4 separate regions of the Homo sapiens genome follow, and all the other regions are linked to region 1. Evidence: read pairs that join two places in POLR2A ChIA-PET (ENCODE). Cell type or tissue: GM12878. All regions are shown on one strand. Region 1 overlaps SLC35D4 (solute carrier family 35 member D4). Region 2 overlaps ANKRD29 (ankyrin repeat domain 29). Region 3 has its middle 43 kb from the start of CABLES1. Region 4 overlaps RIOK3 (RIO kinase 3).

Evidence for each region. ChIA-PET counts read pairs that join two places held together with the same protein. Peaks named below come from ENCODE experiments on the same cell type or tissue, not always from the same donor. Only the 100,000 strongest peaks of a DNase experiment are listed, where the experiment ranks them.
Region 2: POLR2A ChIA-PET joins it to region 1 with 10 read pairs; 1 of 35 experiments calls an interaction of 5 or more read pairs at or near these places.
Region 3: POLR2A ChIA-PET joins it to region 1 with 6 read pairs; 3 of 35 experiments call an interaction of 5 or more read pairs at or near these places.
Region 4: POLR2A ChIA-PET joins it to region 1 with 6 read pairs; 2 of 35 experiments call an interaction of 5 or more read pairs at or near these places.

Annotation. Positions count from the first base shown.
Region 1 is chr18:23,418,364-23,426,363 of GRCh38, reverse strand. It overlaps SLC35D4 (solute carrier family 35 member D4), which reads left to right. Exons shown (of 15, transcript NM_032933.6): 3 at 4,920-4,997. Among named protein-coding and RNA genes, the nearest start is that of SLC35D4, 16 kb to the left of the region's middle. RefSeq lists an enhancer at 3,163-3,302. In GM12878, no CTCF peak of the experiment used is centred here; DNase peaks (open chromatin) are centred at 3,093 and 3,373; H3K4me3 peaks cover 963 bases; H3K27ac peaks cover 1,711 bases.
Region 2 is chr18:23,626,269-23,634,268 of GRCh38, reverse strand. It overlaps ANKRD29 (ankyrin repeat domain 29), which reads left to right. Exons shown (of 10, transcript NM_173505.4): 5 at 120-218; 6 at 4,318-4,416. Among named protein-coding and RNA genes, the nearest start is that of ANKRD29, 33 kb to the left of the region's middle. In GM12878, a CTCF peak has its summit at 4,687 (motif pointing left); DNase peaks (open chromatin) are centred at 4,618 and 6,753.
Region 3 is chr18:23,088,045-23,096,044 of GRCh38, reverse strand. No RefSeq gene overlaps it. Among named protein-coding and RNA genes, the nearest start is that of CABLES1, 43 kb to the left of the region's middle. In GM12878, no CTCF peak of the experiment used is centred here; a DNase peak (open chromatin) is centred at 4,494.
Region 4 is chr18:23,474,513-23,482,512 of GRCh38, reverse strand. RIOK3 (RIO kinase 3) reads right to left here. Exons shown (of 13, transcript NM_003831.5): 9 at 7,406-7,565; 10 at 5,427-5,507; 11 at 5,245-5,334; 12 at 3,089-3,196; 13 at 1-1,341. The coding sequence ends at 1,234. Among named protein-coding and RNA genes, the nearest start is that of RMC1, 25 kb to the left of the region's middle. In GM12878, no CTCF peak of the experiment used is centred here; no DNase peak of the experiment used is centred here; H3K4me3 peaks cover 753 bases; H3K27ac peaks cover 2,122 bases.

The DNA of each region.
Region 1 (8,000 bases):
ATAGGAATTTAATAAATTCTTTATATTTTAAGGAGCTCAACCTGTTGTCCATCATGTTTTTGGAAATAATTTTTGCAATTTGTTCTTTGCCTTTTAATTTGTTTATAATTATTTTGATTATTTAAATATTTTTTATGTGGTCAAATATATTGATTGTTTCTTTCATGATTGCTTCCATTGCTTTTATGTTTTTTTCTTCTCCATCATAAAACCATTTAGATATTCACCTATATTTCATTAAAGCTTTATTCAAGTTTTAATCCTTGTCAGTTTAATTTAGTGTATGGTGCAATGTGAGGAAATTGTCCCTTCCCCAGTAGTTAACTAATTTATACTGGCCTCATTTATTCTATAATCCTTCCTTTTGCCTTATGCCCAAAGGCATAATCATCATTTAGATATTCACCTGTATTTCCTTAAAGCTTTATTCAAGCTTTAATTGTTGTCAGTTTAATTTAGTGTATGGTGCAATGTAAGGAAATTGTCCCTTCCCCAGTAGTTAACTAATTTATACTAGCCTCATTTATTGTATAATCCTTCCTTTGGCCTTATGTCCAAAGGTATAATAATCTGTATATGATTGTTAATATCATATACAGACTGTCCCAACTTAACGACGGTTGGACTTACAATTGTTTGACTGTACAATGGTGTGAAAGCAATATGCTTTCAGTAGAAACCATACTTCAGCTTTTGAGTTTTGCTCTTTCCCAGGCAGATATGCCCTACAATACTCTCTCCTGATGCTGGGCAGTAGCAGCAAGTGGTGAGCTGCAGCTCTCAGCCAGCCACACTAATATAAATGTTCTGAACATGTTTGTGGTAGGCGAGGCCAAGCTCTGGTGTTCAGTAGGTTATGTGTATTCAATGCTCTTTCAGTTATGACATTTTCAATGTATGATCAATTTGTTGGGATATAACCCCATTCTAAGTTGAAGAGCATCTGTATAAAGTCATTTTTTTGGCTGGGCACAGTGGCTCACACCTGTAATCTCAGCACTTTGGGAGGCCAAGGTGGGAGGATCTCTTGAGGCCAGGAGTTTGAGACCAGCTTGGCCAACATCATGAAACCCTGTCTCTACTAAAAATACAAAAATTAGCCAGGTGTGATGGTGAGCACCTGTAGTCCCTACTACTTGGGAGGCTGAAACACGCAAATTGCTTGAACCCAGGAAGTGGAGGTTGCAATGAACTGAGATCATGCCACTGCACTCCAATCTGGGCAACAGTGCGAGACTGTCCCAAAAATAAAAGATAAAAAATAATAAAGTCATTTTTCTAGGGTCTCTTTTTGGGTAAGTATTTGTCAATTTTGATGTTAAGGGACTAGTGCTGAATTGTTTTAATTATTAAACCATTTAAATATGTAGTAGAGCAAGCCATCCCTCATTCTTCTTTTAAAAAAATGTTTATTATATTATCACCACTTTGTTATTTCAGGTGAACTTTAAAATACTTTGTCAAGCTCCTCCCTAATATTTCATAGCAAACGTGTTTGTTTGTTTTTGTAGAGGCAGGCTCCCTCTCTGTCACCCAGGCTGGAGTACAGTGGCATGTACTCCATAGCTCTCTGCAGCTTTGAACTCCTGGCCTCAAGCGATCCTCCCAGGATTACAGGTGTGAGCCACTGTGCCCAGCCTCATAGCAAAAGTTTTAAAGTGTCTTCTGTGATTACGGGTATTTTAGTCAATAAAGCTGGGATACTGGTTTCTCTCTTACAGAGTAGCAAGCGTTTTTTTGGTTCTGGTTGTCTTTCCACATCTCTAAAGGTAGAGGGACTTAGCGAATGTGCATAGGAAAGGGTAATCTCTACGCTTGGATTGCCATTCTTTTCCCTGTCCTTGGTTGGATGAGACAGACTGAATGCACCTCCCCCATAGAATGTAAGATCTACAAAGGCAGGAATTTTGACTTACCCATTTTGTCACTGGAGTATTCCAAGTGCCTAGAACAATGCTTGGTGTCTGGTAGGGCAGAGTAACGTATTCTGCAGATGCCTGGGGTACATCAGTGAAGGAAACAGATCCCTGCCCTCATGGAGCTTGCTTTTTAAATTCCATCTGTTGCTTAAATTCACCTGCAGTGAATGGTTACCCTCCATTTAACTGCACAACTCAGAACCTGGGAGTGATTCTTGTTTCCTTTGTCTCCTTCATCTTCAACATCCAGTTAGCCACCAGGGCCTCCTAGACATCTTCAGCATCTGTCCACTTTCTTCATCCATCTTGCCCCTTTCTGGGCCATTGTCATCTCTCCAATTACTATAAAAACTCCTAACTTACTTCTTTACCCCTAGTCTTGCTTCTCTCAGTAACATTCCCTCCCTTGTAAAGAGAGGGAGCTTCCCCAAATGTAAATGCGACGTGTCACTCCCATGCCTGGAACCCTTCAGTGAGTCCCCAGTTTGAAGTCCCAGCTCCTTATGATTGACGTGGTCCTTCAGGATCAGCCCCTTCTCTCTAGGGTCAGCCCTTGCTGCCCCCTCTCCAGTGCTCCGGTGCTGGGGTCCAGACCAAATGAACTTCTCCAAGAAGCTTTGAATCAAGCCATTGTTGTTCTCACTTCTGGGCCTTTGTCCCTTCTGGGTCTTCTGCTTTGAACACACTTTGGGTTTTTGCTCAAATTTATTTTCTCTAGGAAGTCTTACCCACTCACTAGACTAGGTTAGTTGCCCTCAGTAGAGTGGCTTATAGTACCTGGTACACTTCCTTTTAGGGCTTCACACAGTTTCTTGTAATTATTGATTAATTACCTTACTTTCACTAGACCGGGGTTTCTCAACCTTGGAATGACATTCCAGCCACTGACATATTGAGTTGGATAATTCTTTGCAGCGGGGACTGCCCTGCACATTGTAGGATGTTCAGCAGCATCCCTGGCTTCTACTGGCTAGATTCCAGTGGCATACCTTCCGCTCCTCTCCCCCGGTTGTAACAACCAAACATTTCTCTAGACACTGCCAAATGCCCCCTGGAGGGGAAGATTGCCTGGTTGAGAATCACTGTACTGGACCAAACTGTTTGAAGGCAGGACCCACATTTGGTGTGTTCTGCTTGGCTGGGTCAGTGAAACTTCACACAGGATATGTGCAAACTGGGTGTTATAGGCTGAGCAGGTGTTCACTACAGACAAAGAGATGGGAAGAACATTATGGGGCAAGAGGATGGCACAACCAGACTCCTAGAAGTATGACATGGCCTGGCATGTTCCCAAGGCTGTGGGCCATCTGCTGTGGCTGGAATGTGGCTGCACATAGCAGACAGACAGGAGCTGACCGTGGAGAGGGGCGGGTGCAAGTCCCGAAGGACTTTATGTGTCACACCCAAGTGACTTGTCCTTTAGGCCAGAGTTCTCAACTGTAGTGTCGCAACACATGGGTGGGTTGTGGTCATAGTCACTTCTGAGGTGTGGTGTCTCAAGTCATTTATCATGAAAAACAGGGTTTTGACATTTATGAATGACTCAAGTAAAATGAAAAAGCAATTAGAGCAAGCAGCTGTCCCTCTCACTCATTTGGCATTCTGATGTGCTTTCTGCATTGGGGGGGGGAGGGGTGTTTGTGACCTGTGCTGCCCCTGCACTGTGCATGCTGGGGGCTGTGTGTCTCAGGTGAGCTTCATGACCCCGAATGTGTTGTTGACAGAAAAGAGGCTGAGGGTTGCTGCCTGTGGCAGCAGGAAGAATCATCTGTTTTTAAAACAAGCGAGTAGCTCAATTAAATTTGCATTTTAGGACAAACGCTTTGACTGCAAAGTAAAGAATGGATGGGGGGCAACCTTGGAGAGAGGGGGACCAGTTAAGGGACTAATGCTGTGAGCCAGGCATGAGATGATGAGAGCCTGAATTGAGACAGAGGCAGGAGGGTTGGTGGGGAAGACTTCAGATTTGAATGCTGTTATGGGGATAAATAAAATCAATAGGATATTGTGCTTAGACGAGGGAGGTGAAGGCCAAAGAGGTGAGGTGGAATGCCACCTAAGTTTCTGGTTTGGCTGATTGGGGATAGGGAGGATGATTTGAGGGAGAGGTTCGGGGTAATGATTTAGGCATGTTATCACTGGGAGCTTGGTAGGGAGGATGGGAGGGGGCTGAGGGTTGAAACGGTATCTATTGGGCACAAGGTATACTATTCAGTTGATGGACACTGGAAGCCCAAACCTCACCATTACTCACTATATCCATGTAACAAACCAGCATATATACCCCCAAATCTATGAATAAAAACAATAATAATAATCATTGAGAGCTTGTGGGAGATATTGTGGGAGATATTGTGGCAGTATCCAAGTGAGAACGGGGATTTGGGAATCATCAATGTAGAGGCAGTGGGAGAAGCAGTGGCTATGAGTGAGGCTGTTCAGGAAAAGTCTAGAATAAGAGGAGAAGAGGCCAGGCATGGTGGCTCAAGCCTATAATGCCAGCACTTTGGGAGGCCAAGGCAGGAGGATCATGAGGTCAGGAGATTGAGACCACCCTGGCTAACAGGGTAAAACCCTGTCTCTACTAAAAATACAAAAAAATTAGCCAGGCATGGTGGCACGCACCTGTAATCCCAGCTACTCAGGAGGCAGAGGCAGGAGAATCGCTTGAACCTGGGATGCGGAGGTTGCAGTGAGCCGAGATTGCAACATTGCACTCCAGCCTGGGCGACGGAGCGAAACTCCGTCTCAAAAAAAAAAAAAAAAAAAAGAGGAGAAGAATGTCAATGTCAGTACTTGCTGGACAGCTGGACTCAAGGAAATAGTAGAGATTGAGAAGGAAAGGTCTGAGAAATGGGATAATTGGGAGAGAGTAGGAGAAAAGAGTAGTAAATAGAGTTGAACTTGTCTCTTTGTGTCAGTCAGCAGATCTGCTGGGGCTGGATGGTGTTGGAGACTGTAGCACTCTATGAAATTCACATTGCCCCTTGTCCTTTCCAGGTGGCAGACGCTCATTGGTGGACTTTTGCTTCATGTGTCCTGGAAACTGGGCTGGGTAGAGATCAACAGCAGTTCAAGGTATAACCTCTCTATGCTGGACTCATGCATGATTCACACTCTGCTTGCTTTTGATATTATATAATTTCATATGGTGTTACACTGGAAGCACAGAGGTTTATTTATTTACTTATTTATTTATTTTTGAGACAGAGTCTCACTGTCTCCCAGGCTAGGGTGCAGTGGCATGATCTTGGCTCGCTGCAACCTCTGCTTCCCAGGTTCAAGCAATTCTCATGCCTCAGCCTCCTAAGTAGCTGGGATTACAGGCGTACACCACCATGCCCGGCTAATTTTTGTATTTTTAGTAGAGACGGGGTTTCACCATGTTGGCCAGGCTGGTCTCGAACTCCTGACCTCAAGTGATCCACCTGCCTTGACCTCCCAAAATGCTAGGATTACAGGCGTGAGCCACCATGCCCAGCCAAAACAGAGGTTTGTTTGATTTGTTTGATCTCTTAGTTCCCTTCTAACCGTGAGGTTTAGTGATTTTATTTTCAGATAAAATTCAAATAGTATTTTCCTGGGTAATAATGCCACTAATATAGTATTAACTGATACATTGATGTAGTGTGGGGAAAAAAGTTAATTGAGATATATATTTTATAATGTCAAATTAATTTTGCTTTGTTTTAGATCATAGGATATGATGAATGAAATTATATTAGCTTAAAATTTTTTTTTAGTAAATTTCTTATTTTAAATTATTTCTGGCTGGGCATGGTGGCTCATGCCTGTAATCCCAGCACTTTGGGAAACCAAGGCAGGAAGATCACTTGAACCCAAGAGTTTGAGACCAGCCTGGACAACATAGGGAGACCCCACCTCTACAAAAATAATAAGAAAAATATTAGCCAGGTGTGGTGCATGCCTGTGTTTCCTGCTACTTGGGAGACTGAGGTGGGAGGATCACCTCAGCCTGGGAGGTCAAGGCTGCAGTTTGCTGTGATTGCACCACAGCACTCTAGCCTGAGACACAGCAGAGACCCTGCCTCAAAAAAAATTCCTACCTATAGAAAAGTTAGAATAATACAATGAACTCCCCTACCCATTACTCAGATTTCATTATTATTATTATTATTTTGAGATGGAGTTTCGCTCTTGTTGCCCAGGCTGGAGTGCAATGGCGCAATCTCAGGTCACTGCAACTTCTGCCTCCTGGGTTCAAGCAATTCTCCTGCCTCAGCCTCTTGAGTAGCTGGGATTACAGGCATGCGCCACCACGCCTGGCTAATTTTGTATTTTTAGTAGAGACGGGGTTTCTCCGTGTTGGTCAGGCTGGTCTTGAACTCCCGACCTCAGGTGATCCATCCACCTTGGCCTCCCAAAGTGCTGGGATTACAGGCATGAACCACTGTGCCCGGCGATTCCCTTATTTTACCATGCTTTCCCTATCATTTTGTCTTGATGTACTGTACATGTATATATGTATATATGTATATGCATACATACGTATATAAATATATAAACTTTTTTTCCCTGAACTTTTTGAAAGTAAGTTGTAGATTTGACAGGAAATGTCTCTTTTCTTTACTTCTGAATTCTTTAGGGTGTATTTCCTAAGAGCAAGGACATTTTCTTAGAGGACTGCAGTAAAATTATCAAAATCTGGAGATATTAACATTGATACAATACTGTTATCTCATTTAAAGACCGTATTTTGCCAGTTATCTCGATGGTATGCTTTGTAGCCCTCTACTCCAAAATTCTAGTACGAGGTCCAATCCAGATCACACATTACATTAGTTGTTATGATTCTATTAAAACAGCCTTTTAAATATGTTTAAAAGAAATTTAGGCCAGGCACAGTGCTCATGCCTGTTATCCCAGCACTTTGGGAGGCCGAGACAGGTGGATCACTTGAGGTCAGGAGTTCGAGACCAGCCTGACCAATATGGTGAAACCCTGTCTCTACTAAAAATACACAATTAGCTGGGCGTGGTGGCACATACCTGTAATCCCAGCTACTTGAAAGGCTGAGGCAGGAGAATCGCTTGAACCCAGGAGGCGGAGGTTGCAGTGAGCCAAGATTGCGCCACTGCACTCCAGCCTGGGTTGTAAGAGCGAAACTCCGTCTCAAAAAAGAAAAAAAAGAAAAAAAAGAAATTTTAAAGACCATGACATTATCTAGCCAAAACTATAATCTGAACTGGTTATCTACTCCTGCCTCACCTAGATATCCTCCTAACTCTTTGAGAACATCCTTCCTATCCTGAAATGATGCACAAAGTGAAAAGAAAACTAAGCTAAGGTTAATATGAATAAAGTAAACATCCCAGCTGAATGAGCAGGCTAAGTCATTCACCTTGTGATGACTCTGCCCAGTTTCTCCGTTAATCAGATTAACTGCTTAATTTTTTTTTTCTTTTTTTTGGTTTTTGAGACAGAGTCTCGCTCTGTCACCCAGGCTGGAGTGCAGTGGCGCGATCTCAGCTCACTGCAAGCTCCGTCTCCCGGGTTCATGCCATTCTCCTGCCTCAGCCTCCCGAGTAGCTGGGACTACAGGCGCGTGCCACCATGCCCAGCTAATTTTTTGTATTTTTTAGTAGAGACGGGGTTTAACCACGTTAGCCAGGATGGTCTCAATCTCCTGATTCCGTGATCCACCCGCTTCGGCCTCCCAAAGTGCTGGGATTACAGGCTTGAGCCACCGTACCCGGCCAACTGCTTAATTGTTAAGTCACTCCTTTGGCACTCTGGAGAAGATTTGAGAATATATTCAGCATAATATTAATACTTTTGGCTCCTCTACCGGGTGTGGTGGCTCATGCCTGTAATCCCAGCACTTAGGGAGGCCGAGGCAGGAAGATCACTTGAGGTGACCAGCCTGGCCAACATGGTGAAGCCCCATCTCTACTAAAAATACAAAAATGAGCCCAGCATGGCTACTTGGGAGGCTGAGGCAGGAGAATTGCTTGAGCCAGGGAGGCAGAGGTTGCAGTGAGCCGAGATCACGCCACTGCACTCCAGCCTGGGTGACAGAGTGAGACCCTGTCTCAAAAAATAATAATAATAATAATAATA
Region 2 (8,000 bases), 210 kb before region 1:
GAGTTTGTTATTATCTTTGGGAAAACTCTCTTCCTAAATTCTATGTATGTGAGGAACATCTGCTGGTGAATTATGTGCCTGCGCCACCTCTAATGTGTTTATACTTTGCATGTCCATAGGACGGGGGCACCGCCCTGTTGGCTGCCAGTCAGTACGGGCACATGCAGGTGGTGGAGACCTTGCTGAAGCACGGAGCAAACATCCATGACCAACTTTATGTGAGTGCATTTCAGGGGGACATTAGGACATTTCTCATCACATACAAAATTGCAGTCTAAATTCAGATGCCAGAAATGCCAACTTCAAAAATACTTTAATGGACAGTAGGACTTGGGTCTGAGTCAAGAGAAAAATATATAGCGGACCAGATGGGCTTTTTTTATATAGAAACCACATATCTGGCCGGGCGCGGTGGTTCACGCCTCTAATCCCAGCACTTTGGGAGGCCGAGGTGGGTGGATCACAAGGTCAGGAGTTCGAGACCAGCCTGGCCAACATGGTGAAACCCCGGCTCTACTAAAAATACAAAACTTAGCCGGGGATGGTAGCGGGTGCCTGTAATCCCAGCTACTCAGGAGGCTGAGGCAGGAGAATCGCTTGAACCCAGGAGGTGAAGGTTGCGGTGAGCTGAGATCACACCATTGCACTCCAGCCTGGGTGACATAGTGAGACTCTGTCCCCCACCGACAAAAAATGAAACCATTTATCTTATTTACCCATCTTTGTTCTCCCTTTTAAATCTGTTGTGCAGATGAAACATTTCGTGTACCTATGCAATTAAGGCCTTCAAAAATCATGTGATACTTATTCGTACCATGACAAACTACAAAGCCCAGCATATGGACTTGCTGAAAACCAAAATATACAAAATTTTTCTAAATGCGCTCATTGGATATAAAAATATACTGTTGTAGTATTTGTGAGGAAGGGCACAAAGAGGAGAAATCTAAGGTATTTGGTAGAAAAGTGAGGTTGGATGGATGAAGACCTCTGTGAAATATACACATGCCATTGACCTGTGAAAGGCATCCACTGCTAGTGCGGGTCTGTTTGCAGCTAACTGTCAATTAGTACATCATCACCCAAGGGCCTTTCAATTGATTGTCGCTATAATGCCATAGGATTTATGGCAAACATTACTCCAGTTTTGTAAGCGAAAATAGAATATAGGGAGATGAATAGACTTGACAGTCTCATGGTGAAGAGTGGAAAAATTCCTACTTCCAATTATCTAGGAACCGTATTTTAGGCTGTCCTACAGGTAGGCATTTAACCCTTATGCCTGGGGCACTATACTTTCATAGACATGTAATGAGCTCTGTAGGTGTGAACTTTTCCATTTGAACACCCTTTCCAGAGTTTACATGGTTAACCCTGACAAATCACAGGCCTCTTTGAAATTCATAGCAGCTAGCCTCACCCTCTGCACTTCAAAATCTGTAACACACTTTGAGCCTGCAACATTACCAGTAGAATGATTGAATTACTTGATAATGATCTAAAGAGGCGATTCTCAACTCTGGCTGCCCATTAGAATTATCTGGGAAAGTTTAAAAAAATACTATTTTGAGGCCCACTCCAGACCAACAAAACTGGAGTCTCTGAAGGCACAGCTTGGGCAACAGGTAGTTCTCACATGTAGCCTAATCTAAGAAGCACAGGTCTAAAGGTTAGATATGTCTTTGGCTATATATAGGTAGAGTATATCTGAGAGTGTGTAATATATATATATATACACACACACACACACACACTGAATAGGAAAAGCCAAAGTGTTTGGTGAAAAGAAAAGCCCCTTCCCATAGTAATTTCCTCTCTGTTTTAAGGTGACTCAAGAAATTTCATGCATTATAACTTCCATTTTATATTAAGACCTTTACCTTTACCCAAACAATCTAAATATTTTCTTAAAAACGATTGAAATATGGATGGGCGGGGCAGAACCAAAACTTGGAATGCACAGTGAAAAATTCAATGCATGGGTAGTTCATCTTGGAAAATTCCTGAGAGTTAAAAAAAAATTAAAAAAAGAAAAAGAAAAAGAAAATTGCTGAGAGTTTTCAGCAGCTAAGGACATGGTAGACTTTCCGAAAATGTTATCCCCATATAAAACATCTGCTTGAAAATCTGTACAGGCTGATTAATTTCTTAATGATTGCCTGGAGGGCAGTTTGGCAGCTCTGCTGACGCCCACTGAAAATCCAGGACCCTCCACGTGACACACGTGGCTGGACTTGCAGGGAAACATGTCTTATATTTTTGCTTGAGGTTAGTGTTCCCAATGGGAGGTGTGGTAATTAGCTGGGTTTGCTAGGTGTTTTCCTCTAGGGTGTGCTCTGGTTTTCCACCGTGGTCTGAAAACAATGAAGCTCACCCTGCGCTGCGAATGTTGTCAGGCTGAAGGGAGCATCCGGGGATCATGCTCTCAGCTGATCCACACGTCTGCCGAAAGCACCGAGTGACATGTGTCCAAGAAAACAGAAATGCCCAGAAGGCATAGATACTCAGTTAAGACGAAAACTAAAGAGCACTGGAAAAGGGGCACTTGCTCTGGGCTTTATGCAGGAGTGCTTTTTTGTGTTTATAGGTGTTGTTGGTGTCTGCTGGGCTGGCAGAGAGCCACTTTGTGGAGATGGTTTCTAGGGCAGTTGTATTGAAAACATCTTTCAGGGTTCTTTTGTGTTTTGTCTTGTTTTGTCTTGTTTTGTTTTAGAGACAGGGTCATCTGGATATGGTGGCTCATGCCTGTAATCCTAGTGCTTTGGGAGGCAGAGGCAGGAGGATCGCTTGAGCCCAAGAGTTCGAGACCAGCCTGGGCAACATAGCAAGACCCTGTCTCTACTATAAATTTTTTTAAAAAATTAACTGGATGTGGTGATGCACGCCTGTAGTCCCAACAACTCAGGAGGCTGAGGTGGGAGGATCGCTTGAGCTGAGGAAGTTGACGCTGCATTGAGCTGTGGTCGTACCACTACACTCAAGGTCTGAGTGACAGAGGGAGACCCTGTCTCAAAAAAAAAAAAAAAGAAGAGAGAGAGAGACAAGGTCTTGCTATGTTTCCAGGGCTGGTCTTGAACTCCTGGGCTCAAGCAATCCCCCTGCCTCAGCCTCTTGAGTAGTTGGGACCACAGGTGTATGCCATCGTACCCAGCTGCATATTGTATCTTAATTCTTGCAGAACCCTCATGTTGGGGGAACAAGGATAAGGGGACAAGAAAGAGAAAAGGGTAGGAAAGATCTAATTAAAAGGACACCTTTTACTCTCAATTTTTTTTTCTTTTTTTTCTTTTTTTTTTTTTTTGAGACAGGGTCTCACTTTGTTCCCTAAGCCTGGAGTGCAATGGCCCAAACATGGCTCACTGTAACCTCAACTTCCCAGGCTCAAGTGATCCTCCTGCCTCAGTGCCCCCAAGTAGCTGGGACTATAAGCACATGCCACCTCGCCCAGCTAATTAAAAAAAAAAAGAATTTTTAGAAATTTAAAAATATATTAAAAATAAATTTTTTAAAAATGAGGTTTGGGGGATTTGTATATCTAACATTTGGCTCTTCATTGACAAAAAGGTGGAAACCTACAAAGAGATGGAGATGGAAAATTATATTAAATGTGTATATTTTAAATCTAATTTATTTTATTTTATTTATTTTGAGACAGAGTCTCACTCTGTTGCCCAGGCTGGAATGCAGTGATGCAATCTTGGCTCACTGTAACCTCCACCTCCTGGGTTCAAGAGATTCTTCTGCCTCAGCCTCCCGAGTACCTGGGATTACAGGTATGCAGCACCACACCTGGCTAATTTTTGTATTTTTATTTGTTTTTTGTTTTTTGATTTTTTGTTTTTTGAGGAGGAGTTTTGCTCTTTTGCCCAGGCTGGAATGAAGTGGCGCGATCTCAGCTCACTGCAACCTCTGCCTCCAGGTGCAAGCGATTCTCCTGCCTCAGCCTCCGGAGTAGCTGGGATTATAGGTGCCCGCCACCACGCCTGGCTAATTATTTTGTATTTTTAGTAGAGATGGGGTATCGCCCTGTTGGCCAGGCTGGTCTCGAACTCCGGATGTCAGGTGATCCACCTGCCTCGGCCTCCCAAAGTGCTAGGATTACAGGCGTGAGCCGCCGTGCCCAGCCTAATTTTTGTGTTTTTAGCAGAGACGGGATTTCACCATATTGGCCAGGCTGGTCTCTATCTCCTGGATTCACCTACCTAGGCCTCCCAAAGTGCTGTGATTACAGGCATGAGCCACTGCACCCGCCCTAATTTCTTTTAAAATAAGTGTGAAAGATAATGTTTTTAATGCTTTTAATTTGTTCTCTCTCAGGATGGAGCCACTGCCCTCTTCCTAGCTGCCCAAGGTGGTTACTTGGATGTTATTCGATTACTGCTGGCTTCAGGAGCAAAAGTCAACCAGCCAAGGCAGGTAATGTCCACTGTTGACATTTGCCCGAGCACATGGCGCATGGGGCAGGGAGGGCTGGGTGTCCGCTGGCAGCACATACCTGAGATAACCAGTAAGCTCAAGGCATCCTTTAAACCCTTCTGCTTCTGTGATGAAAAGTTAATCTTTGATTAGGGTATCTCCTGTTCTATGCTCTGAGCTGGCCTGAAAGCCTATGAAACCAAGCTGACATCACAGTTCAGTACTTTCAAAACTTAAGTATTTGATGTCTGAGGTCAAGTACACAAGTACACACTCTGCCACCTCCTGTGCAAACAAATTATGGCTGCACTGATCTAATGAGTGCAGGCTGGCCTGGGACATAGGTAAACAGATGTGGGCCAAGTAGCCTGGCCCCTGCTGATAATGCTGCCTTACTACCTGCCCACCACTTCTTCCACCAAGCCAAAGAGGAGCCCATGCCGTTGGAATCATTAGGAGGTTCTGCACCTTCATCTCTCACAATTGTTATGCTGTTGAGACTTCATTTACCAACAGCAAGCTAACAGCTAGCAATTCAATTAACTGAAAGTAAAAGAACAGAAATGTAGTCTGGGAGTGGTGGCTCATGCCTATAATCCCAGCACCCTGGGAGGCCGAGGCAGGAGGATCACTTGAGGCCAGGAGTTTGAGGCCAGCCTGGCCAACATGATGAAACCCCGTCTCTACTAAAAATACAAAAATTAGCCAGGCGCGGTGGCGCATGCCTGTAATCCCAGCTACTTGGGAGGCTGAGGCAGGAGAATCACTTGAACCTGGGAAGCAGAAGTTGCAATGAGCCGAGATCGCGCCTCTGCACTCCAGTCTTGGCAATAGAACAAGACTCTGTCTCAAAAAAAGAGTAATGATTTTTAAAAAGAAGAAAAAAGAACAGAAATGCAAGATTATACAGGCAGCACTTTATAAACAGTGAAGAACCTTCCAAATGTACAGTATTATAATTAGCTTCTCTTGTGTAGGTACTATTTTTGTCCAGATTAACTTTTTTTTTTTTTTTTTTTGAGACAGCGTCTTGCTCTGTCATCCAGGCTGGAGTGTGGTGGCATGATCTCGACCCATTGTAACCTTCGCCTCCTGGGTTCTTGTGCCTCAGCCTCCCAAATAGCTAGGATTACAGGTGCATGCCACCATGCCCAGCTAATTTTTGTATTTTTAGTAGAGATACATTTTGGTAGAGAGCCATGTTGCCCAGGCTGGTCTCGAACTCCTGGCCTCAAGTGATCCACACACCTTGGGCTCCCAAAGTGCTGGGGTTACAAGTGTGAGCCACCATGCCTGGCACCAGATTAATTTATTTTTAACAAAACATTTCGAATTAAGGAAACATTACTATAAAGGTAGTTTCCTAGGAAAAAGTCAAGCTGATTTCATACCCAGGCACATCTCCACTGTACTATGACCTGATACAGGAATGCCTCTCTGTGTTCACATAATGAATAGCTATGAGAACTTTAAGGTTGGTCTGAGCTCTTGGACACAGGTTTCTCTGGTCTTTAGAAGCCCAAGCACATAAGGAGCCTGAGAAAAATAAAGAGCCTTTGGGCAGAGTGGTTTGAAGTCAGGAAAGCAAAGTGGTTTTGAGGTCAGGAATCCCAAGTTCTCAATCCATCTCTGCCAATAATTTGAGCTGTGTGGTTTTGAACAAGTGAATCAACCTCTCTGGGCCTGACTTTCATCATTGAAAATTAGGAGGCTGAGCAGCATGAGCCTGATGATCTCTTCAAATGCCCACATTTTAAATAATTGTTTTATTCAACATTCAATCAATATTTCTTGAGTACTTACCATGTGCCAGACATTGTAATCAATGTAATGTATCAATGTAAGGTTATATTTTTAGAATTGTAAAGTTATTCTTAGGTGGCCCCAGGAATACTCCTGGGAAAGGAAGCAGTTTCAAAAAAACTTTTACTTTCGTCCTGCTAGAGTTGACTTTCGAGGACTGGAGTTTAATATTTTCGTATTGGTCCTTCTTATTTTGTTATTGTTGATTGATTCTGAATCAGATGATTCATTTTACTAAAATTAGTAAAAGGAATTGGTTATTTTTAGATTGCCTAAGTTTGATTTGGGGGCCATTATTGAAGATACCACTGTGAATTTAGAATGTGAGGTTATCAAGATTATCAAGTCTCTCTATTAGTACATCCTTCCAAAATAATTTCTGGCACTTTGAATTTTATTCTTTATATGCCTAAAGTACTGCTTGTAAAAAACCAAGTCGATATAAGAGATTATATTTCAAATGTTGCATGAGCCATGCCCACTTAAACCTAAAATGAGTCATGCCGTGATGTTGAAGCCAAGAAGTTAAAGAGTAAACCAACATTGCAGCAGTAGCCACAACACGCCATAGCTGTTTTTTCTTCCTCAAGAGTTAGGATAACCTGGTCAAAGTGGATGACCTAGTCTTTGAGTGCAGGGATCCACCCTCTGGTCAAGGAGCAAGTGCTACAACTTCTAAAGACTGCATCTAATGAAATTGTTTTGAATTATTTTGAGTTCAGCCCTAAAAGAATTGTTATTCAGGAAAAGGGTGTCTTATAAAATAAGAATTGCTTTGGGGAAAAAAGGCAATGGAATTTTTCCTTTTTACAGAGTACACTCACCCCATTGTGCCCTCAAATCATAATAATTTTTATTACCTACTGTGAGCTTATAATTAGAGGTTGTTATCTATCCAGGTCAGACTAGCTCAAGTTCCGTCTTCTCTGAAAGTGTAAACTCTGCATATTTATTATGTTCCAAGAAAACAGTGCCATGCCTGCACATGGCCTGCACATGGCCTACCTATATTCTATAGGTAGAGCATTTGGAAACCAATGTTTTATTCTGAAATCTCAGCTGACACATTGAGTCATTATTGGAAAATCCTTGAATTTACAAAATGAGGACAGGAATACCTGCCTGGTTTAATTTCCTAATACTTTTGGCTAAATCTGATTTGTAATTGTTGCACTGACATTCTATGAAGCCCTACCATTTTATTACGGTATCCTGTAACAGGATGTTGACAAAGTTACATTGAAATTACTCAGCTGACATTTGATATGAGCTTCAGGGAATCTGAACGGTAGTGGGATGACTTTTCTTTGTAACTCTATCACTGAGAACTAAATGAAGACCTTTTTAGTACTTTGGGATGAGGAATCATAATCCCAAATCTAGTCATAGCCAGACAGTAGGAAGACTATGTTCTTGATTTGAAACTTCAAAAAATATTTTCCTTCCATATTGTCCTAAGCCAAAAGGTCAAGAGTCACAGAGATCATTGAAATATAGATTTCACTCTAACAATTCATTTTCATTTCTTTCCACGTGTCCTCACCAAGTTGAGTTGCTATGAGTCAGACCTTTTTAATCACTAGCTGAGTGGCTATTTCTATTTTTCTATTAACCAAATGCCTCGACATATATTTTCCCAACTCCACTCACCCACCTTATTAAAACAATACTTTAATAGAATGCAAAGGTCTGATCCTGTTAACCCAGAGCTGAGGTTAGTCAGTTAACTCATCTCTATCTAGTCTTTTTCATGTGCTAAACAGTATTTCTTTGAAGGCTGG
Region 3 (8,000 bases), 330 kb after region 1:
CATAGACAATCCTGTTTGTCTTTTCCCTTCTTTCTTTCTTATTTTTTTATTAGAGACAGATCTCACTATGTTGCCTGAGTTAGAGTGCAGTGGCTTCTGACTGGCACAATCACAGCGCACTGCAGCCTCGAACTCCTGGGCTCAAGGGATGCTCTTGCCTCAGCCTCCCAAGTAGCTGGGACCACAGGTGTGCACCACCAGACCGGCTGACAATCCTGTTTTCTCTATACTCCCACCTAGCTATCCTCAGCTCCTTTTCTGCTGCCACTAATTTTGAAGCAAATGATAGACATTGTATCATCAAATGCATGTACCTTTTGGATAAACTTTCTGATATCTTTTTGGTTTGTTTGTTTTTTTAGACAGAATGTTGCTCTCTCGCCCCCTCTGGAGTGCAGTGGCGCAATCTCCACCTTCCAGTGCTGCTCACTCACAACCTCTGCCTCTCAGACTCAAGCAATCCTCCCATCTCAGCCTCCAAAATAGCTGGGACTATAGGTGTGCACCACTACACCTGACTAATTTTGGTATTTTTCGTAGAGACGGGGTTTCGCCATGTTGCCCAGGCTGGTCTTGAACTGCTGGCCTCAAGCCCTCCTCCCGCCTCAGCCTCCCAAAGTGCTGGGATTACAGGCAGGAGCCACTGCGCCCAGCCGAACTTTCTGATATCTTTTTTAAATCAACAAAGGTTAAGGTGAAGCACTTAACCCTTCCTTACTTTCTTTACTTGCTTAACAGTCTAGACCCCTCCCTTCCATATCACCCACACCTGCCTCCTGGGTTGCCAGACTTGACTCCAGGGTTGGAGCCACCTTCCTTTTTTCCTTTACCTTCTGACAAAAATGCTAGGACAAGTTCAGGATTTACCAGATGCTCTGTGTTTTTGGCAGAAGGAGACTTTCAGCAGCTGTTTGGATCATGCAAGTTTTGTTACTATTCTGTGTTTCATCTGTGCTAGTTTGGTGATCTATATGAGGCAATTGGCATTCACATCTCTCTCGGGTGGAGCGAAATATAGTTTAACACCACCCGAATAGCACGTCTGTTTCCACCCCTCCTCGGGTTCCCTGGAAAGCTGTCTCCCAGGCTGGGAGCTCTGAGTCCATGATTTCACCAATCCTCCCGTTTCCTTGCCTGTCTTGCAGATTGGAAAAAAAGATATGTCCTTCTGCTGATGAACTGATGGGAGTTACAGTTCCCATCCCAGTACTTAAGGAAACCAAAGAGATGGCTTTTCAATTTTGTCTGTAGAACTATTTTGCAAATGAGGAGAAAATGTGTTGGGTCGGTTGATGGCTGAGTGCTAATATGCGCAGAAGATTGAAACACTGGGCTCTGCCGGATGGGTTCTTAAAGGATTAGCATGATCAAGTCGGGCGTCCTACTTTCTTCCTTCCTCCCCCTCCCTGGGGTGCCTTTGCTGGCTATTCGATTGCCTGCTGGTTAGAACTGACTGACCCTGCTGACTTTGGGGCAGCTCTCTGAAAACAAATTGATGAACCGTATCAACACTAAGCCTGACCCGAAGCGGTGCCAAGAGCCAAGCCATTGATGCCGAGGGTCCCTGGCTCTTCAGTTTACGCTGGGAGCCGTGACCTTGACCTGGATTGCAGTTTTTGAGCCAGTTCTCTCCATGAATCATAGCCCTTCTCTCTTTTTTCCTCCCAAATGTAACTCCCCTCTGGCTCTACCTCTAGATGGGTGTTTAAAAAGAGTGTAGACTTGAGTGAAGAAGAAACAGACTGGATGACCCCTGGATACTCAAGCTGCACATGGCTCCTGTGGAAAGAAGGAGATGTTCAATGCTCATAGGTAGCACCCCAAAGGAATGCTTAGATCCTTCTATTCAATTAGCAGGTGACCTGTTGTTTACAAACATCTCAGCAGAAGAGTCTTCTATCCAAATTCCACTCCTAAAAAGGGACATAATTTTCACTGCTTTATCTTCCTTTGTACTTGTAACATGAACCCCAGATTAGAAGGTGCAGTGGTAGGCTGGGCACAGTGTCTCACGCCTGTAATCCCAACACTCTGGGAGGCCGAGGCGGGCAGATCACCTGAGGTCGGGATCACGGCACTGCACTCTAGCCTGGAACATGAGAGCAAAACTCTGTCTCAAAAAAAAAGGGGGGGTGCTGGGCACCGTGGCTCACGCCTGTAATCCCAACACTCTGGGAGGCTGAGGCAGGTTGATCACAAGGTCAGGAGATCGAGGCCATTCGGGCTAACATGGTGAAACCCTGTCTCTACTAAAAATACAAAAAAATTAGCCAGGCATGGTGGCAGGCACCTGTAGTCCCAGCTACTCGGGAGGCTGAGGCAGGAGAATGGCGTGAACCCGGGAGGTGGAGCTTGCAGTGAGCCGAGATCACGCCACGGCACTCCAGCCTGGGCAACAGAGTGAGACTCCGTCTGAAAAAAAAAATAAATTAGCTGGGCATGGTGGTACACGCCTGTCGTCCCAGCTATTTGGGAGTAAGGAGGGAGGATTGCTTGAGCCCAGGAGTTTGAGAATGCAGTGAGCTATGATCGTGCCACTGCACTCCAGCCTAGGTGACAGAGTGAGACTCTGTCTCAAAATAAACACACACACACACACACACACACACACACACGAGAGGACCAATCCCACTCCAAATCATTGATGCCTACTACAAAAATACAAAAGGTCACAAGAAAACCAATGGGTAGGCCGGGTGCGGTGACTCATGCCTGTAATCCCAGCACTTTGAGAGGCCGACGGGGTCAGATCACCTGAGGTCAGGAGTTCGAGATCAGTCTGGCCAACATGGTGAAACCCTGTCTCTACTAAAAATACAAAAAATTAGCCAGATGTGATGGTAGGCGCCTGTAATCCCAGCTACTCGGGAGGCTGTGGCAGGAGAATCGCTTGAACCCAGGAGGCAGAGGTTGCAGTGAGCCGAGATTGCGCCATTGCACTCCAGCCTGGGTAACAAGAGAAAAACTCTGTCTCAAAAGAAAAAGAAAAAGAAAACCAATGGGTATCCCAAATAAATCAAAACAGATACCTAATCACAGCCTTCTGTGGAATTCATAACTCATCACTCACATAACAGGGATTTCCTTTTCTTTCTTTCTTTCTTTTTTGAGATGGAGTCTCACTCTGTCACCCAGGCTGGAGTGCAGTGACGCAATCTCAGCTCACTGCAACCTCCACTTCCCAGGTTCAAGTGATTCTCCTGCCTCAGCCTCCTGAGTAACTGGGATTACAGGCACCCGCCACTATGCCCAGCTAATTTTTGTATTTTTAGTAGAGATGAGGTTTCACCATGTTGGCCAGGCTGGTCTCAAACTCCTAACCTCAGGCGACCCACCCACCTCGGCCTCCCAAAGTGCTGGGATCACAAGTGTGAGCCACCGTGCCCAGCCAACATAACAGGGATTTCTAAGTGTGATGGTTAATTTTAGGTGTCAACTTGAATGAATTGAGAAATATCTAGAGAGGTGGTAAACCATCATTTTGGATGTGTTGGTGAGGTGTTTCCAGAGGAGACTGGATTGTGATTTGGTGAACTGAGCAGGGAAGATCTGCTCTCAGTGTGGGCAGGCAACGTTCAATCGACTGGTGGACCACAGAGAATAGAAAGACAGAGGGAAGGCAGAGTCTCATGCTCTCTCCTGGAGCTGGGACGGCCTTCTCCTCTTGCCCTTGGACAGCAGGACTCCAGGCTCCCTGGCCTTTGGACTCCGGGACTTACACCAGCATCCTCCTCCACCAGCCCCGAGTTCGCAGGGCTTTGGCCACGGACTGAGAGTTATACCATTGGCTTCCCCAGTTCTGAGGCTTCGAACTTGGGCAAAGCCACACTACCATCATCCCCGGGTCTCCAGCTTCCAGATGGCCTGTCATGGGACTTCTCAGCTTCCATAATCACATGAGCCAATTCCCCTCATAAATCCCCTCTCATGTCTCTATATATCCTATTGGATCCATCTATCTGGAGAACACTGACTCATCTAAAGCATCTTAAAAATAAGAATATATATATATATATATATATTTTAAAAAGGAATATATATGTGTACACACACACACACACACACACACACACACACACACATATATATATATTTTTTTTTTTTTTTGAGACAGGATCTTGCTCTGCCACCCAGGCTGGAGTGCAGTGGCGCCATTATGGCTCACTGCAGCCTTGACCTCCTGGGCTCAAGCAATACCCCTGCCTTGGCCTCCTGAGTAGCTGGGACTACAGGCACGTGCCACCAAAACTGGCTAAAAATATACACATATTCTTAAAAATGATTATTCAGCCATGACTTGCAATTTATAAAGAACAAGAACAAAGCTTATCTTTAAAATAATCATTTTATTAATCGTCCATTGCCACTCCTTTGGTCAGAGTTTCTCTAGGTGGTAGCTGCTTTTCTCACTCCTATTCTTTAATATAGCAAAAGAAGAAGCCTTCAAATGAAGTTAATATGAAACCAGAGACAGTGAAGAGAGAGAACCAGAGGTTGAGAAGAGGAAATACCAGCTTCTTTCGGGATGATGTTACTTCCTTTTTCAAGACAAAAAAAAAAAAAACAGTCTTTTCATGTTGGATTGTCAAGGCATAAATTGTAGTGTGGTTCCTAAATGTCTGACAATAGGGAAATCATTTAATAAATTATAGTACTGTCAAACAATGAAGTATCATGAGCCAATTAAAATGAATTTTTTAGGTTGGGTGCAGTGGCTCACGCCTGTAATCCCAGCACTTTGACAGGCTGAGGCAGGTGGATTGCTTGAGGTCAGGAGTTTGAGTCCAGCCTGGCCAACATGGTGAAACTCCGTCTCTACTAAAAATACAAAAGTTAGCTGGGTGTGGTGGTGCGTGCTTGTAATCCCAGCTACTCAAGAGGCTGAGGCAGGAGACTCTTTAACCTGGGAGGCGGAGGTTGCAGTGAGCTGAGATGGCACCAGGGCTCTCCAGCCTGGGCAACAGAGACTCTGTCTCAAAATAATAATAATAGTAATAATAATAATAAGTTTTTAATGGGCAACATTTTAGTGTGGAGAAATCCATAAGATAAAGTGATAAATGATAAAAATCAGAATATAAAACTATGTGTGATATGATTACAAGGTTGTTTTATACACACACACAAGATAGGCATTGCAGTATTAACAGAGGTTATCATCAGATGTTGAAGTTATGGCTTTAAAAACATGAATTATTATACTTTTTATTTTCCAAATATTTATATGGGCATTTATTATTTTTATAATAAAAGTTGGATATAAAATAATAAAGGGTTTTCATATTGTGGTTGAACTGTAAATGAGAGTTACTGAAGATTAGAGTTTCCAAAAATAAACATGTGGTTTTAATAGTCCTGTCTCATTGTGAATAGAAATACAATTTTTCGGCCGGGCGCGGTGGCTCACGCCTGGAATCCCAACACACTGGGAGGCTGAGGTGGGTGGATCACGAGGTCAGGAGTTCAAGACCAGTCCGGCCAACATGGTGAAAACCCGTCTCTACTAAAAATACAAAAATTAGCCGGTCGTTGTGGTGCGTGCCTATAATCCCAGCTACTTGGGAAGCTGAGACAGGAGAATTTCTTGAACCCGGGAGGGGGAGGTTGCAGTGAGCTGAGATCATGCCACTGCACTCCAGCTTGGGTGACAGAGCAAGACTCCGTCTTGGAAAAAAAAGAAGAAGAAGAAATACAGATTTTCTATGTTGTTTTCCCTTATCCTAGGTGCTTTTTAGCAGATTCCTATTGCACTAAGTGGTTCAGATCTTCTTAGCATGTACAGAATTTTTCAGGAGTTAGTGTTAAATGTTTTGGGCAAATGACTTTCAGACAACTGGGGCTCAGCCTAGCAAAGGAATCCTGCAGTACACTAAGAGTTTCCTTCTAATTTAAAGGAGATTCTTCTTTCTTTCTTTCTTTCTTTCTTTCTTTCTTTCTTTCTTTCTTTCTTTCTTTCTCTTTCTTTCTTTCCTTTCTTTCTTTCTCTTTCTTTCTTTCTTTCTTTCTTTCTTTCTTTCTTTCTTTCCTTCCTTCCTTCCTTCTTTCCTTCCTTCTTTCTTCCTTTCTTTCTTTCTCTTTCTTTCTTTCTTTCTCTTTCTTTCTTTCTTTCTTTCTTTCTTTCTTTCTTTCTTTCCTTCCTTCCTTCCTTCCTTCCTTCCTTCCTTCCTTCTTTCCTTCCTTCTTTCTTCCTTTCTTTCTTTCTCTTTCTTTCTTTCTTTCTCTTTCTTTCTTTCTTTCTTTCCTTCCTTCCTTCCTTCCTTCCTTCCTTCCTTCCTTCTTTCCTTCCTTCTTTCTTCCTTTCTTTCTTTCTTTCTTTCAGACAGAGTCTCGCTCTGTCGCCAGGCTGGAGTGCAGCGGCGCAATCTCGGCTCACTGCACGCTCCGTCTCCCAGGTTCAAGTGATTGTGCTCCCTCAGCCTCCCAAGTAGCTGGGACTACAGGCGCCCGCCACCACGCCCAGTTAATTTTTGTATTTTTAGTAGAGATGGGGTTTCACCATGTTGGCCAGGATGGTCTTGATCTCTTGATCTCGTGATCCACCTGGCTTGGCCTCCCAGAGTGCTGGGATTACAGGCGTGAGCTACTGTGCCCGGCCCCCCACCAACTCTTTTTTTTTTTTTTGAGATGGAGTTTTGCTCTCGTGTTCCATGCTGGAGTGCAGTGCCGTGATCTCGGCTCACTGCAACCTCTGCCTCCCAGGTTCAATCAATTCTCCTGTCTCAGCCTCCCAAGTAGCTGGGATTACCAGCATGCACCACGCATAGCTAATTTTGTATTTTTAGTAGAGACCGGTTTTCACCATGTTGGCCAGGCTGGTATCAAACTTCTGACCTCAGGTGATATGCCCGCCTCAGCCTTCCAAAGTATTGGGATTATAGGCGTGAGCCACCATGGCCGGCCAATTTCAATTTGTCGACTTGAAGTGTCTGCTAAACATAAGACTCAAACCAAGAAAATCCCCTAGGGAATAAATATGGCAAAAATAGGGTGAAGACGCATTTTTATGAACAGGTATTTGAATATTAAATGTTGAAAAGAAAGACTTATTCATTTGAGATAAACTAAAAACCACTTGAAATTTAAATATGGCACCTGGTTCTAATGTAGAGGTGTTAATTTCTTCCTTGAAAATTATTTTTAAAACTTAATTAGAAAAACAACAGAAAACTTAGATTCGTATTTCCCCCAAAGCTGGCCAGCCCTCATGGAGAAGAGCGGGGCATCTTTCACAGTCCCCATCAGCGAGGTTTACTGGGATGAGATGGATTAAGAGGAGGCCTGGGAGAACACCCGGGGCCACAGAGCCGCACCTCCAGGGCTGAAAGTCATGGAGCCTGCTCCCTTGGTGCTCTGTTTGCCACCACACCCATTCCGTGCCTTCCGGGGCTCCCATCAGCTCTCTCAGGGAACTACACTTCTCAAGTTCCTTGTCCTCTCTGGCTTGATATAGCATGGAAGCTACCGGAAGAGTGGTGTCTCTGTGAACAGCTCCGGCATCTGCCCAGTGATGCCGAATCCTGGGCTCCGTTCACTCTGTGTCTTCCAGCCTTAGTACTTCCTGCTGTTGCTATTCTCTGTTTGGCTTCTCCACTCATTCAGCTCTTATATAATAAATCCCCTTTGAGTTCCTCTTAAAATATCCAAATTGGTTTCTGCTTTTCTTTTCTTTCTTTTTTTTTTTTCTTTGAGACAGAGTCTCACTCTGACGCCCAGGCTGGAGTGTAGTGGCATGATCTGGGCTCACTGCAACCTCCACCTCCCGGGTTCAAGCGATTCTAATGCCTCAGACTCCCGAGTAGTTGGGATTACAGGCATGTGCCATCACGCCTGGCTAATTTTTGTATTTTTAGTAGAGACAGGGTTTCACCATGTTAGCCAGGCTGGTCTCAAACTCCTGGCCTCATGTGATCTGCCTGCCTCAGCCTCCTGAAGTGCTGGGATTACAGATGTGAGCCATTGCACCTGGCCTTTTTTTTTTTTTTTTTAATTTGAGACAGGGT
Region 4 (8,000 bases), 56 kb before region 1:
CTGGAGATGGAGTTTCCCTCTGTCACCTAGGCCGGAGTGCAGTGGCATGATCTCAGCTCACTGCAACCTCTGCCTCCCGGGTTCAAGCGATTCTCCTGTCTCAGCCTCCTGAGAAGCTGAGATTACAGAGAAGTGCCACCACACCCGGCTAATTTTTGTATTTTTAGTAGAGACAGGGTTTCGCCATGTTGCCCAGGCTGGTCTTGAACTCCTGACCTCAAGTGATCCACCCGCCTTGGTCTCCCAAAGTGCTGGGATTACAGGTTTGAGCCATCGTGCCTGGCCCCCAAATTGTTTTATATATACCTTTCATCCTTAGATTTAATATTTCTAATTTGTGATATTTCTCTGAAAATCAATCAAGTACACAGTTCTAGTGAAATATAAACTGAATTTTGCTTCATTAACTAAATTAAAATACGTCAAACATGGTTAAATCTTATATTCTGTCCTTTCAGATAATTTACATTTTATTGATAAATGTAGATTAGCCACACCATGAGTTATATCCTAACCATTTTACCTAAATGTAGAAAAGCTGAAAGTTGACTGGATAGTTAAAAAGCTGTTATATAGTTATCTCTTTCAGAAACCTATGATGCCTTTTCTTAGATATAAGTATGGAAAAAGAATTCTGTTCATTTTCATGATATATCAACAAAAATTACATGACTTATGTCGATTTCTGTCAGCCATTCTGAAACCAAATTTCCATTTGTTCTACCCACTAAAGAGCACACATTTTCCTTTAGAATCACGGCCACAGTCTGGAAACATAATTGAGAAAGGCTAACTCTGGGCCAATAAAATATTCAAGGAAAGACGCAACACAAAACAGGGAGGTGAATAAAGCAAGTATGTTGTAAAATCCTCCCTTGTAAACACATCTGTCCTTTCCTCCCATATTTGGAAGTGTTACCCAAGTTTTAAAAATTATCATCAAGACATTTTACACCACAAGTCACATAAAATTAGGTCTACTTCAGCCAGATAACCTATAGCTGTTAAAGAATTATATTATCCTGTTCATAAGATGAGAGGTAGTGACATTTTATTCTCTCAATGCTGAGCTAAAAATTCCACACATCTGGCACATGGGTTACAAGGGGGAAAAGCACAGAAGCACCATTGCCCACTCCTCAGGTTTTGGTATTTCAAGTCACCCATAACTTCATTTGCTATTGGCAGCTGACAATCACTGCTGTGTTAACACTGAAGCAGTGGGTATTAGTGCTATTCATCATATAGTAGTGGTGGGTCTCCATCATCTTTCAAAAATGAAGCAGCTTTCCTTCCATTCTTCTGAACGTGATCTTCATTCATTTTCTCCAAAGCTTCTATCTACAAAAATAATACATTGAATCCATTTGTCAAAATCCTACTTTTCACAGAAACCATATTTTAGATTGTGCTAGTAATTTTTTTCTTTTTTTGAGATGGAGTCTCACTCTGTCGTCCAGGCTGGAGTGCAGTGGTGCAATCTCGGCTCACTGCAACCTCTGCCTCCTGGGTTCAAGCAATTCTCCTGCCTCAGCCTCCCTAGTAGCTGGGACACATGTGCCACCACGCCAGCTAATTTTTGTATTTTTAGTAAAGACGGGTTTCACTATGTTGCCCAGGCTGGTCTCGAACTCCTGACCTCAGGTGTTCCACCCGCCTTGGCCTCTCAGAGTGCTAGGATTACAGGCGTGAGCCACCGTGTCCAGCCAGTTTTTTTATTTTTTATTTTTTAATGGAGTTTATGTTGCTCAGGCTGGTCTCAAACTCCTGGGCTCAAGAGATCCTCCCTCCTTGGCCTCCCAAAGTGTTGGGATAACAGATATAACAGGAGTGAGCTGCCATGCCTGGCTGAGCCAGTAATTTTTACTCGCTTAAAAACTAGGTTATTCCTAATGATTCTGCCTTTGAGTTGAAATTACTATGTGTGTGTGTGTGTGTGTGTGTGTGTGTGTGTGTGCGTGCATCCAAGTATACACAAATAGTCATACATACATGTATTTTTTTTAACTTGATTGCAAGGGTCAATATTTACTATCTTTATCCAGCTAGCAATTGGAATCATCTATGTTTTGAAATGTATTCTATAAAACATTCCAGAAACAGGAAAAAGAAAACTCTACCATTCATCAAACAACAGTATCACTTACTTACTGAGCAACTGTATTGTGCTGGAAGAATGAATTTACCATCTTTCTGTTATTTCTCTCTAGCCTTAGGCTAGGCCCAGCTTACCCAAACTCAAGTCATCCTGGGGATTTCTGGAACAGACTCAGTAATCACTCTCTGCTTTGGTATAATGTTGGGAATAATTAACTGCTATTTCACCTTTTAGATTTTGTTCAATTTTAAGAGACTTTCTCTGGAGGAAGCTTTTTCATGGTTCTCTAGATCTGATATTATAATAACCGGGTATTTCCAAAGATAGGCACTTCTAACTTTCTATGTTTAGTAAAGGGCAGGGACCACATGTTACTATTTTTTGTATCACTCAGAGTGTTCAACTTCCTCATTCATTAAATAGGGGAAATAGGAGTCTACTGGAAATGTACAGTTTGCCCATCTTAACCAAATGGTGCCCTCCGTGAAGAAATGTTTTGCTGTGTGTGTATTCTGAATTTTAAGTATAGAAAAAAACAGGCCGGGCACAGTGGCTCATGCCTGTAATCTCAGCACTTTGGGAGGCCAAGGTGGGTGGATCCCTTGAGGCCAGGAGTTCAAGACCGGCCTGGCCAACATGGCGAAACCCTGTCTCTACCAAAAATACAAAAATTAGCCAAGCATGGTGGCACACACCTGTAATCCCAGCTACTCAGGAGGCTGAGGCAGGAGAATCGCTTGAACCCAAGAGGCAGAGGTTGCAGTGAGCCAAGATCACGCCACTGCATTCCAGCCTGAGTGACAAACCAAGACTCCATCTCAAAAAAAAAAAGAAAAAAAGAAAAAACCAAAAACATCTTAAGAAAAGAAAAATCTCAAATTAATTTTGTTTTGGGGGAAAGGGAGGATAAAACTAGCTCTGGGTTTCAGTTATCTCCTCTATGCAGTTCTGCATGACCAGCAAGGTGAAAAACAGCTGTTTATCACATACCTCAGCTAAAAAATCAGCTTCATTATCTGCTGTGATGTTTAAGCCTGAAACAGCATTGAAGAGTTCTCGTTCACTAAGGGCTTCCTTGACTCCTCCTTTCTGGAAAAACTAGTAAGGAAATACAAGAAAGTCAGTAAGAAGTATTAGCAATGTTCTCTTATAAACTAAAAACAGGGAGCAGCACATTTATAAAAAGACTTGGATGCATGCACGTGTGCACACGCACACACACACACACACAGTAATTTCAACTCAAAGGCAGAATCATTAGGAATAACCTAGTTTTTAAGAGAGTAAAAATTACTGGCTCAGCCAGGCATGGCGGCTCACTCCTGTTATCCTTGTTATCCCAACACTTTGGGAGGCCAAGGAGGGAGGATCTCTTGAGCCACTACATTCCTTGCCTCATTTCTCAACCATCGATTTTCCTGCTTCCAAGCTGGACTATACTCAGGTTCTAGTTGCTTTTCATCCTCTCACACATCCATCCTGCCTTCTGGATTTAGCTCATACCACTGCACCTTCTATAGCTATAAAAATGAGTGCTATAAATAAAACCACTTGGCATTGCTTTGAATATGTAAAGGAAATACTTTCACTAAACCCCAGAAATTAAAAATTTCAAGCAGGCTCAGAGGTTATTTCCAATATGAAGTTACTCTATCCTTTAGAAAGATCATTGCTATCTGAATCTACTGCCAACAATTCATTTCCCTTAGAAATGCCAAACAAGTGTGACCCAACCCTGTGCTTACTAAATTTTACCATATATATATATATATATATATATATATATATATATATATATATATATATATGTTTTGTTTTTTTAAGAGACAGGGCCTAGCACTGTCATCCAGGCTGGAGTGCAGTGGCACAATCACAGCTCGCTATAATCTTGAACTTCTGGACTCAAACAATCCTCCTGCCTCAGCCTCCCTAGTAAAACAGCCTCCCAGTTAAAGCAGCTAGGACTACAGACATGTTCCACCACACCCAGCTACTTTTTAAATTTTTTTGTAGAGATAGGAGTCTCACTATGTTGCCCAGGCTGGTCTCAAACTCCTGGGCTCAAGCAATCCTCCCTCCCTGGCTTCCCAAAGTGTGAGATTGTAAGCGTGAATCACCATGCCCAGCCACCTAATCTTCTTACCATGCTTCACAGTGACAGTGATCAGACACTGTCCCACAATAGAGACTGTCCCTCTTTTAATGGTAATAATGGCAGCAAGCATACAGGCACACCAGCTTCTGTTTAAGCACTATGCACACATTAAATGTCTACTCGACTGCTTATATACAAGGAGCCAAAACACTCACTTATTCCCTTTAACATTTTTTTTTTTTTTTTTGGAGAAGGAGTCTTGCTCTGTCACCCAGGCTGGAGTGCAATGGCGCAACCTTGGCTCACTGCAACCTCCGATTCCCAGGCTCAAGTGATTCTCCTTCCTCAGCCTCCCAACTAGCTGGGATTACAGGCACACGCTACCGCACCCAACTAATTTTTTTGTATTTTTCGTACAGACAGCGTTTCACCATGTTGGCCGGGCTGGTCTTGAACTCCTGACCTCAGGTGATCCACCCACCTTGGCCTCCCAAAGTGCTGGGATTACAGGCATGAACCACTGCACCTGGCATATTTTTTTTTTTTTTTTTTTGAGACGGAGCCTCACTCTGTTGCCCAGGCTGGGTGGAGTGCAGTAGCACGTTCTTGGCTCACTGCAGCCTCTGCCTCCCAGGTTCAAGTGAGTCTCCTGCCTCAGCCTCCCAAGTAGCTGGGATTACAGGCGCCTGCCACCATGCCCGGCTAATTTTGCATTTTTAGTAGAGATGGGGTTTCACCATGTTGGCCAGGCTGGTCTTGAACCTCTGACATCAAATGATCCACCCACCTCACCCTCCCAAAGTGCTGGGATTACAGGCGTGAGCCACCATACCTGGCACCCCTTGAACATTTTACCCAACTGTAAGACATGGAATCAAATTCTTGCAAAATGAAATATGACAAATTGATCTTTATATCCTTGTCCTGAAAGCAGCCCGTATCCCTTCCTTCAATTTCTAAGAATATGGTCCTCTTACTTATCTTAGGAGTGAGAAAAATACCTGCAGCTGTTACATCCAACAAAAAAAGGCATATTGGTTTACACGTCTACCTGCGAGACATTCCTGCAGTCCCGGAACAAGAACTCCAGGCCGTGAGGGTGGGTAGGTTCTACTGACTGACTGACATCGATCAACCAGACCTATTTCAATACAGAACATGAACTGATGTATTTACATTTTAAATTTTACTTACAGTAATTAAATCTGAATGTTAACAAAATGTGCTCCTCACCTTTCCAGCATGCCACAGCATGTTATACTCACTGAGGTCAGCATGGACAAGCGTACATTCATGATATAACTGCCGCATCAACTGTGAAGAGGGAAGGCACACATTAGGAAATGAATAATTAAGTGGTATTATTGATGATGACACCCCTGAAAGTTTTTTATTTTTTATTTTTTTGGAGACAGAGTCTCACTCTGTCGCCCAGGCTGGAGTGCAGTGGTGTGATCTCAGCTCACTGCAAGCTCCGCCTCCCTGGTTCACACCATTCTCCTGCCTCAGCCTCCCAAGTAGCTCGGACTACAGGCACCCACCACCACTCCTGGCTAATTTTTTGTAATTTTTTTTAGTAGAGATGGGGTTTCACCATGTTAGTTAGGATGGTCTCAATCTCCTGACCTCGTGACCTGCCCACCTCGGCCTCCCAGAGTGCTGGGATTACAGGCGTGAGCACTGCGCCCAGCCCCCCTCAAAGTCTTACAGTAGAAATCAACATTAATGCATTTGTTTTCCAGCCTTAATAGAATTAAATAGAAAAGTTTCATCACTATTTAATCTCTTCCCCAGCCACCCCACCTCCCAAAGAGGCCAGAAAAACATACTTGATTTTCCTTTCAATGTTTACCTTTGGAGGCAGAGAAAGGTGGATCACCTTTCTAGCTATATCTTTAAAAATTAATTTGGATTAAAATTTCCATATCTAGATCAATGGCTGCATTACATGACAGCTTCATGTGGAGATTGCATAAAGTAGCACATTAAGTTTCTCCAGTGTTCAATTAAAACACAGAGGGATAATGGCAGTATTAGGAGCATTGTCTCAACCTGGAAGGCCCTCAGATTGAATTCAGTTGCTATTTCAAAGCATGTAGTTTCCTTGAGATTCCCAACATGCCTTCCAACTTAACACCTGCACTCCCTACTGTTTTCAATTTTCATCATCACTCTCTTATGATGAGACCAGACCTGCTTCCTTTCCTTCACTGTTAAAGCTGTAACATTCAATGGCTGGGTGTGGTGGCTCACACCAGTAATCCCAGCACTTTGGGATGCTGAGGCAAGAGGATCACTTGAGCCCAGGAGTTCGAGACCAGCCTGGGCAACATAGTGAGACCCTGTCTCTTATTTGAAAAAAAAAAAAAAAAAAAAAAGCCCCAAAAAACTATAACATTCATGAAAGCTCACAAACTAATGAGGCACTTTGCTAAATGTACTAACAGCAAATTTTATTTAATGAAGTTTGGTGAAAAATAGCTTCATGCACTGTGTCACTAATCCTAACAATGACGACTTCCCTGGTTAAGTCTGTAAGTTTTCTAAAACTATTTAAGACACACACATATTGATAGAAAAACAACTCTTCAGTGTTAACATTCTTTCACAAACTTCAACTTGTCTTTGTTATAGCACCTTGAAATAGCACTATCTAAGGAACTTGGGTTTTTTTGTTTGTTTTTTAAGACATAGGGTCTTGCTCTATTTCTTGCCCAGGCTGGGGTGCAGTGGCACAATCATAGCTCACTGCTGCCTTAAATTCCTGGGTGCAAGTGATCCTCCCACCTTAGACTCCCGAGTAGCTGGGACTACAGGTGTGTGCCCAGCTAATTTTTAATTTTTTTTTTTTTTTTTTGAGACAGAGTCTTACTCTGTCACCCAGGCTGGAGTGCAGTGGTGCAATCTTGGTTCACTGCAACCTCTACCTCCCTGGTTCAAGCAATTCCCCTGCCTCAGCATCCCGAGTAGCTGGGATTACAGGCACACGCCCAGCTAATTTTTTTGTATTTTTAGTAGAGACAGGGTTTCACCATGTTGCCCAGGCTGGTCTCAAACTCCTGGGCTCAAGTGATCCTACTGCCTGAGCCTCCCAAAGTTCTAGATTACAAGTGTGAGCCAACATGCCTGGCTTCTTTAAGGAAATTTTTTTAAAGTTTAGAGGAAATATTTTTTAAAGGTAGTGTGTGAATTCTTTTAAAAGCACAACTTACATGAAGAGTTTGATAGTAGGCTTCTTTCATTTCTTCACTATTGAGCTTTACTTCTTTTAATTTAGGGGCTGGAACTTGATCATGGCCAATAAAAGACATAACTAAAATGTGTTTCTTCAGTAGTACAACTGTTGGACAAGGAATTCCAGCTCTCTGCATTCTATACATAAAGAAATGATTCAGAATATACAGATCAGAAGGAGAGAAAATATGTCATTTATTCAATAAATATCTAATCAGGGCCTGCAATGAGCTGGCACTATGTTCTACCCTGGTGATGTGGGAATACAAAGACAGTAAAACACAGCCTCTGCCCATAGAGAGCTCAGGGACTGATGGAAATGACAGACAAGAGACAATTACAATTACGCACTGGCAGAGGTATGGGTAGGAGCTACAGGAGCACACAGCACCAAGGATGGCTTATTAGAAGAAGAGGTAGGGAACAGGAATTAGCCAGATAAAGACAGTGCAAGGGAATGCAGGGAGGTGTTCAAGAGCACAGTCCATTTGGGGAATGTATATCAATCAACATAGCTGGATCTGTGAGTAGGAGGAAGGGCAATGTGGGCTGAGGCTACAAAGACAGGCAAGC